Linked DNA regions of Homo sapiens: region 2 is linked to region 1. Evidence: chromatin contacts called from ENCODE POLR2A ChIA-PET data. All regions are on one chromosome and are shown on one strand. The core of a region is the stretch at or near the end of the contact, and the rest is flanking DNA. Distances in the headings are between cores, read along the strand shown.

Evidence for each region. ChIA-PET counts read pairs that join two places held with the same protein, here RNA polymerase II (POLR2A).
Region 2: POLR2A ChIA-PET joins it to region 1 with 15 read pairs in activated CD8-positive, alpha-beta memory T cell. The contact joins two enhancer-like sites. POLR2A ChIA-PET finds 5 or more read pairs at or near these places in 5 of 52 experiments (GM10248, Panc1, activated CD8-positive, alpha-beta memory T cell and 2 more).

Annotation. Positions count from the first base shown.
Region 1 is chr3:150,633,462-150,638,063 of GRCh38, reverse strand. No RefSeq gene overlaps it. Among named protein-coding and RNA genes, the nearest start is that of SELENOT, 32 kb to the right of the region's middle. RefSeq lists a silencer at 2,648-2,942. Within about 2 kb of position 2,388, at least 3 of the 41 ENCODE cell types and tissues checked have a DNase peak (open chromatin) inside an H3K27ac peak, as active enhancers do.
Region 2 is chr3:150,719,917-150,724,518 of GRCh38, reverse strand. It overlaps ERICH6-AS1 (ERICH6 antisense RNA 1), which reads right to left. Exons shown (of 3, transcript NR_121675.1): 3 at 4,373-4,602. It also overlaps the pseudogene SNRPCP3. Among named protein-coding and RNA genes, the nearest start is that of ERICH6, 18 kb to the right of the region's middle. Within about 2 kb of position 2,668, at least 2 of the 41 ENCODE cell types and tissues checked have a DNase peak (open chromatin) inside an H3K27ac peak, as active enhancers do.

The sequences.
Region 1 (4,602 bases), core at 1,139-3,638:
TGGGCGATAGAGCAAGACTCTGTCACAAAAATTTTTAAAAATTAAAAAATTAAAAAGAAACGAACCCTGACAACACCTTGATCTTGGGCTTCTGGCTGTCAGAACTATGAGAAAATAAGTTTCTGTTGTTTAAGCCACCCAATCGGTGGTATTTTGTTATGATAGCCCTACCTAATTAATACAGCTTCCTCGAAACATTTTGTGCAGTTCCTTGCTATTTATCTTTCTCTTGGGGATCAAGGCCCTGCACTGTCTGTTGTCCAATTTCTGAGAGTAGTTGTTTCACATATTTTGTCTACTTCTAGTTATTTATATCAGGAAGGTGAGTCGGGTCCCAATTACTTCAAGTCCCTTTGCAATGTGTTTCTTTAATCTTTTAACTAAATGAGTTTCAGAAATTTCTGAGAAGGGGAAAAGAATGGGGAATTGCAACTCCATCATAAGGGACCCTTGAGAAATCTGCCGTCACTGTTCATTATCTTCCCAGAGAAGGACAAGTAAGTGCATCATGCCATCTTGGCTGGGGTGGGAGGGAGCATCCTATATATTGTATACCAGGCAGCCCGTATGCCTTGCCAGATTTCAGCAAGATAAGATGTCTAGGTCCTACTCATGCTTGTATTGAATGAGAATTTGGAGGTTCTCATTCAGTTCACAAGGGTAATCAGTTTAATTTCTATCATACAGGCTGGGCGCTGTGGCTCACACTTGTAATCCCAGCACTTTGGGAGACTGGGCTTGGCAGATCACCTGAGGTTAGGAGTTCGAGCCCAGCCTGACCAATATGGAGAAACCCCCATCTCTACTAAAAATACAAAAAATTAGCCGGGCATGGTGGTGCATGCTTGTAATCCCAACTACTCGGGAGGCTGAGGCAGGAGAATCGCTTGAACCTGGGAGCCGGAGGTTGCAGTGAGCCGAGATCGCGCCATTGTACTTCAGCCTGGGCAACAAGAGTGAAACTCCGTCTCAAAAAAAAAAAAAAAAAAAAATTCTACCTTACAATTTTCCTTGGTATAAGGAAAATTCATCCTCTAAGTGAATATCTAGGATCAGTGTCCTTCCTGAAATAAATACTCACAGTGTATTGTCCCTAGAGATCAAAGTCAGGATTGACTGGTCCACAAAACACAAGGATACTTCTCAGAAAAACAAGAAAGAATAATCACATTAAACCACTAGGCTCTTTAATTGCAATGAATCTTATATTCTCAGGGCAGGAAAAAGGCTCCTTAGCCAATGAGCAGAAAATAGACGACAAAAAAATGTAAATGTTACCCAAAGTTTAAAAGCTAAATTGGGAAGATGAGACTAGATTTAAGAAGGATAATTCTAATGGAGTATAGGTTTCAGCATGACAAAAGAAAACTCAGAGGATAGAAGGGGAATGTAACCACAAAAGTTGACATTAATTTTTAAATTGAATATATTACTTATAAATTATTAATCCAAGGCCAAAGATGTCTGGAGTGCGATGCTGAAAGTGCCCACAATGCTTTTGTTAGAACCTCTACCTCTTCATCCTCCTCTCCGCCCACCATAGCCTCAGTGCAGACAGATTCACCCCTAAAAGCCAGATCTGATCTGATGGCTCATCAACTCAGAAACTCTCCTTGGCTATCATCTATAGAAAGTAGTCCAATTCCTCACCTCAGCTGTCAATGCCCGCAGGCTGTTTCCCAGCACATCTCCCTCCACCCGCACCAATATATACTACGGTCCAGCCCCCTTCCCTATAGGAATTATCACAGAAACCCTGTGCTTCTGCTTTCTCATCCCTGAAGTGCTGCTCCTCCTGTGCACTGTCCCCATTTATGGAAAATTATATACTCAAGCATCTAGAACCAATGCTCCCTTCTGCTCCTATAGGCCTCATGAGGCTTCTTATCGTTTTGCTGTAAGATTTTTATGATTCTCTCCTCTGCTATACCATATGCACTTTGAATGCAGGAATTGTGCCACACATCTTCACAACTGTTACCCCCCACGGTACCTAGCACATAGCAATCCCTCCAGAAATGCTCTCAAGAAGCTAAATGGAAACAATATTCTGGAGAAGTTGGAAAATTAAATAGGATTGACTTTCAAACTGTAAATTTGCTTGGTCCTCAGTAAAGATTCCAAAGCTGTTTCCCACCCCTCAGTCAGCCTAAGTGAAGGTGAAAGCTCGGAGGATTAACACAAGTTATTTTCACTGTTGGAAGACATTTCTGAAATCTACTGATCTGGAATGTTAATCACCTCTTACCATCCAACTCATTAACACAAATGCTTTGAAAGAAAATAAATAAACTACACTAAAACCAGTCTTTTTTTTTTTTTTTTTGGTCACATTTCAAAGCTGCCTCTCACCACAGTTCACATTCTCACACAAGTTCAAAGAAAACAGGAAGTGCCCTAGAAACACTGAGAACCCTCTTTCTTTGTGTCCTCTGGGGTAGTCCACTAGCCACTTAAAGCCCCAAAAGTAGTTCTTTGGCTTTTTTCTCTAATCAAAAGAAGAAAAGAGCTAATAAGAGATATTTCCCTTTGTTGGTTTGTTATCCTTGACAATCTTTCCCACTAAAACGTTTGTTACCTTGAATTTAGCCTTTTATTTCATTATTGGAATGAAAAGCTTCCTCTGTTTGTTTTAAGCATAAATATGGAAAAACTACTCACAGAGGCAAGGAAGACTGCTTGAAATGACACTAAGCCTCCTTAACAGCTTTCAGCCTTTCAGAGTGGCTAGGAAACAAGCACTGCCCTCTCCCCGTCTGGGGACCGATTAGGATAAGACTCTTCCACCCCAGGCCCCAGCTAGCGGTGGTGGTTAAGAACAGGACCATTACAGGACCCAAAGAGGCCACTCTGCATGAGCCTGGAGAGTAAAACCCCGGTTGAGAACAACTGCCTTAACCATATTCATTCAGTCAGTCAACGTATGGAACCACAATTTTAGCCTTCCTCAAGACTGTTTTCAGCATGTTTCTCATTACTTTGTACGGTATTTAACTGCTTTTCTGGTACCGTAACTTTGTGTATTATTTTAAAACTCATTATCTTCATTTTCCATATAATCTTCCCACATGCATTTTCTGGATACAAAGCTCCGGAAACACATCTTCTTCTGTTACTGCAATAATCCTTTTTTTTTTTTTTTTGAGACGGAGTCTTGCCCTGTCGCCCAGGCTGGAGTGCAATGGCACGATCTCGGCTCACTGCAAGCTCTGCCTCCTGGGTTCATGCCATTCTCCTGCCTCAGCCTCCTGAGTAGCTGGGACTACAGGCGCCTGCCACCACGTCCGGCTAATTTTTTGTATTTTTGGTAGAGACGGGGTTTCACCGTGTTAGCCAGGATGGTCTCGATCTCCTGACCTCATGATCCGCCTGCCTCGGCCTCCCAAAGTGCTGGGATTACAGGCGTGAGCCACTGTGCCTGGCTTATGTTACTGCAATAATCCTTAAGCAGAAGGCTGTACTACACATTATCTAGAAAACTTATACAAATTTGAAGAAGATGACTCTATAATGATCACCTTATTTCTTAAGATGCTGTCCACACATACACACACACATTCCTCCACGCATTCCTCCAAACCCATGGGGAATAAGATGCCGGGGTTACACGCAGCCTCAGGAGAAACAAATTTCCCGAGCATCCATTTTGCTTAAAGATTTAGGGAGTTAAGAACAATAAAACAACATTTTTATATTAAACCCAGCAATGAACAATTTGAAATAAAATGATTTTTGGCATGAATTTTAAAATGAGACATCAACAAAATTGTGTTTTGCAATGGGCCACATTAGGCCATGGTCCCAGGCAGGCCAGTGCTTCAGCAAAGTTGAGATCTAGTTGAACACAGCATTTCACCAAATTAAAATGGCAAGAGCGTTGAGAGAACATGTGATCCAAACTGCACCTGAGAAGCAGGTGTGCTGTTTTTTTTTTTTTTTTTTTTGAGATGGAGTCTTGCTCTGTCGCCCAGGCTGGAGTGCAGTGGCACGATCTTGGCTCACTGCAACCTCTGCCTCCTGGTTCAAGCGATTCTCCTGCCTCAGCCTCAGCTGGGACTACAAGGCATGCGCTCCCACGCCTGGCTAATTTTTGTATTTTTAGTAGAGATGGGGTTTCACCTTGTTGGCCAGGCTGGTCTCGAACTCCTGACCTCAGGTGATCCACCCACCTCAGCCTCCCAAAGTGCTGGGATTACAGACGTGAGCCACTGAGCCCGGCCAGGTGTGCTGTTTTTAAACTTACCTTACACGTGAGGTAGCCATCTTGCCTGGGACACATAGCTAGTAATCTCTGTGTGTTTTCAATTCTCATCATGTAATCAGTGAATAGGATGAGTCGTCTGAAGAACTGCAATTTATAAACCTGCTTTCGGGGAAGGATCTTTCCAAGTGGGGAAATAGATCCAGTCAATCTGAAACCTGAATTTCATTATATTAGGATAAGAAATTATTATGTAAACTTGCCTTCCTCTGATGTATCTTGCACACACATACACCTGCCTTTTTTAGTTTATTTGAAAAATTTCAGCCCATCTTAGCTAAAGCGTAAATGTGAAGTGAAATTGAGATTAAATTTGTAAAATTGCCTTGTTACTGTCTTCT
Region 2 (4,602 bases), core at 1,419-3,918, 86 kb before region 1:
AAGACATTTATTTAGGAAAGTGATTCCAGGCAACAGACTGAAGGACTGAAGAGGGGAGTAGGGGAGGAAAGAAAGCCAGCACAGGTGCATTATCCGCCGGTCACTGCCTTAGGTAACTGAGGCTCAATCCCGCTAGGGGCTTCTGAGGCACTGTGTAGAAGGACCTCAGAATTGTCCACTGAGAGAGAGAAGAGGGAGGTCTTCACCCTCCAGTTCCCATCCCCAGCTCATCAAAGGGTACCCCCTATCACGGTAAGTACCCTGCAAGTCCAGAAGGCAACCAGGAGGCAAATGTGTCCTGTGCCACGCTGCAGGATCCAGGAAACGTCAGGCAGCCAAAGCCAGAGCCATCAGCCACACCTGCACAAAACTGGTTGCTACAGCAGTGGCTGAAGTTGCAGCTGGGCCAACAGGATGTGCAGCATCCATTCAGGTCTGTGTAAGAGTAGGCGAAGTTAAAGCTAGAAAAGTCGCGTTAAGATTATATTGTAGAGGGCCTTAAACATCAGCCCAAAGCTTTATTTGCCACTAAGGATTTCCACACAATGCAGTAATATAAATAGCAGTACCAAGGGGGTGATTTGAGTTCCTTTCAGTCGCCTCCCTCAATAAACCCAATCTGCCATTCTCCAAAAAAAACAAAACAAAACAAAACAAAATATTATCTTAGTAAAAACAATGCAAGTCACCTCCTGCTCCTCTCATTAATCAGTTGCCATGCTTAAGCCACTCTATAGAAATACTAAGCACCCAGTCAGGTGCAACTGTCTCTCTTACCCTTCTATGAGGAAACTCCAATAAATAAATTGTTTTAATGTTTAGATCTCTGTGTCCATCTTTAAGATAAAAAAAAAAAAGGCGAAGCTTAGGAACCTTTAAGGAAGAAACCAGTCAAGGTGGCTCATGCCTGTAATCCTAGCACTTTGGGAAACCAAGGCAGGAGGATTGCTTGAGTCCAGAAATTTGAGACCAGCCTAGGCAGCATAGCATAGACCCTGGAAAGAAAAGAAAAGAGAAAGAAAAAAGAGAAGAGAAAAGAAAAGAAAAGGAAGCAGGGGGAGAGAGAGAGAGAAAGAGAAAGAAGATAGGAAGGAAGGAAGGAAGAAAGGAAGGAAGGAAAGAAGGAAGGAGAGAAGGAAAGAAAGAAAGAAAGAAAGAAAGAAAGAAAGAAAGAAAGAAAGAAAGAAAGAAAGAAAGAAAGAAAGAGAAAGAAAGAAAAAGAAAGAAAGACAAACCAGTCAAGAGGGCCCTCCTTGTTCAATCCATAAGGAGTCTTCAGATGATAGGGAAGTTCCATTCTAATTTCCAAAAAGACTTAGAGGAATTATTCTCTGATTTGCCACTATTCAGAACAGTCTGGGAAGCATTTCCCTATCTCCTCCTGACTCTGGTGGCACACCTATATGAAAATCTGCCATGGTTGCTGTCTTTGTCCTTTTGTGGTAAATTAGATTTTCTTGAACAGTCAAAGATCAAAGGCAAGATGAGAGATTAAGATTTATTTTCTTATATGAGTCATAGCCTGGATCACCAAACAGAGTTCACCAAATGTTTTGAGCAGCGATGACATGACTGAGACAAGATTATGGAGTTCTGGTGTGACGTTTAATTAAAACTCTTCATCTGATCAAGGGCACTGTCACTGTTGGTGACAATGTAAATTACCCATCACCCAGAAATTCTGCCTCTGGGAATTTATCCTAAGACACTAATAAAGAATGTGGGCTTACACTTAGCTACACGAATATTCACCAGACTGCTCTTTAAAAAAAGCAAAAATTGAGAAACAGCTTAAATTCCCAAAAGAAAGGGATTAGTTTTAAAAAAAAAAAAAAGATAGATGTAGGGCTGGGCATGGTGGCTCACACCTGTAATCCCAGAACTTTGGGATTCCAAGGCAGGTGGATCACTTGAGCTCAGGAGTTCAAGACCAGCCTGGGCAACATGGCAAAACCCTGTCTGTACCAAAAATACAAAAAATTAGCTGGGCATGGTAGTGCACGCTTGTGGTACCAGCTACTCAGGAGGCTGAGGTGGGAGGATGAGGCCAAGGTTGCAGCGAGTCAGATCACGCCACTGCACTCCAACCTGGGTGACAGAGTATAGACACCATCTCAAAAAAAATTTTTAAAAGATAGGTGTTCCATGCTGCCATAAATGTAAACACTATATATATGTACACACACACATATATTTATATATTATACTCTGACATAAGGTTAAAAGAATCTGTAGTATTCCCCAGGTTAATATTGGATGGATGGGATTATGAATATTTTAGATGTTCTTTTTGCATGATTTTCACATTATGAGCATGAACTTTTATAATCCAGAAAAATAATGAAAAATATTCACTGGTTAGGGGTGCAGTTTAGAGTCCCATTGCTCAGGCATAAAGTGAGCATAAATTTCCCTCTTTTTCTGTCTGCAGCTCATGAAGCAGTTTAGTCCAACAGACATTATCCAGCTTCTCTAGGGCATGCCCAGCACTGCAAACTGCTGGGGATGCAAAGGTGAAGATGGGGTACGTTTCCTGCCCCTGAGGGACTCAGGCCGAGTGAGCCCATATACACCTCAACAGAAATGCACTGGACATCTCAGGGAAGCCTAGAATTTGAAGCACTCCTGGGCCTCCCAGAGACTAGATATTACATTAAAGTGCGTTGTAAGGCAGCACTATACTAATGTAGGCTTCCAAATGCCTCCCATCGGAGGAACCGGCTCACGGGAGAAGCTAAGTGCTCTCAGGAGAGCTGGGGTGTGGAGTGAACAGCACGTGAGGAAATGGTTATGTGACATCTTTATGGCAGGCACATACAGGCAGGATTTTTTAAAATGCCGCAGCTATCCTTCCAGTAGGAATACTCATCCGATAGAGTAATAATACTTCCCTCCTATAGGAGAATACTACAAGACACTATATTAAAGGAAGACATTTCACTTTCCTTTGATACTAGACATCTTCTATCTTCTTGTCTGAATTTCAAGTGTGCTGATGCCGATTTTCTTCATTGCAATTGCATGCTTCCCTCTAGTGTTCGTCTATATTATTACACCCTGTTGTAATAGGTTGAAGATGGAGGGGAGGGAGGTCTGGGGGAAAGTAAATGTATAGGGCATGGGATAGAACTGTCGAAAGCATGCAAACAATAGCCACTTAAATGGTGAAACATAATCAATGGTCCAATTTTTTCTGTAACAATAAAAAATGTTCTTGTTTTGGGTCGGAATAACGACAGCTAATATTTATTTATCATGTGCCAGGCACAATGCTAAGAGCATTGCAGGTATTAAATCATTTAATCCAATAGAAGAAATAAGACGTAGTGTTTCATAGATCACTAGGGTGATTATAGTTTAGAATAACCTATTGTATATTTCAAAATAGCTAAGAGAATAATACAAATGTTTCCAGCAAAAAGGAAGGACAAGTATTTAAGGTGGTGGCTGTCCCAATTACACTGATTTGTTCTTAACAAGTTATATAAATATATTAAATTATCATATGTACCCCCAAAACACATATATCTATTATGTATCAATAAAAAATAAAATTCAAAAAAATTTCATCCAACAATCCAAAGAGGGAAGAACTATTAGCTGCTCTGCGCATGTGCAGTGCTTCAATGTCACATCAAAACAAAGCAAAATCAGGGAAGAGAGTGGTTAACGGGCTACAGAGCAACATGCCTAAGTTTTGTTGTGACTTCTGCAATACATACCTCACCCACGACTCTCCATCTGTGAGAACCTACCATTGCAGTGGAAGGAAACACAAAGAGAATGTGAAAGACTACTACCAGAAATGGATAGAAGAGCAGGCTCGGAGCCTGGCTGACAGAACAAAGACTGCATCTCAACAAGGAAGAACACCTCCTACTCTGTTCTCTGTTCCTCCTCCTGCAGGAGCGATGATCCAACCTCCCCCCAGTCTCTTCCTGTTCCTCACCAGGTATGATGCCAGCACCCCAGCTGGGGGGCCCTCCCATGATGCCAATGATGGCCCCCCCCTCCTCCTGGATGATGCCAATGGGATGTGCTCCTGGAATGAGGCTGCCCATTGGAGGTGATATCATTTGGCTCTGTGTCCCCACTCAGATCTCACCTTGAGTTGTAATAATCTTCACATGACATGGGAGGGACACGGTGGGAGGTAATTGAATCATGGGGGTGGGTTTTTCTCATGCTGTTCTCGCGATAGTGAATAAGTCTCATGAGATCTGATGGTTTTATAAAGGGGACTTCCCCTGCACACGCTCTCTTGCCTGCTGCCATGTAAGATGTCCCTTTGCTCTTCCTTTGTCTTCCGCCATGATTGTGAGTACTCCTTAGCCATGTGGAACTGTGAGTCCATTAAACCTCTTTCCTTTATAAATTATCCAGTCTCAAGTTGTCTTTATTTGCAGCATGAGAACAAACTAACACAGGAGGCCACATGCCAATGATGCCTGGGCCCCCAGTGATGAGTCCTCCCACCCTCCCACAATGGTGCCCACTTGGACCCAAATGACTCGACCAGACAGATAAGAGTAGAGGGGAGGCCTCTTTAGATCAGTTTTATATTACTTGTTCTGCTTCACAAGGAGATCATGGTGCTGTGAC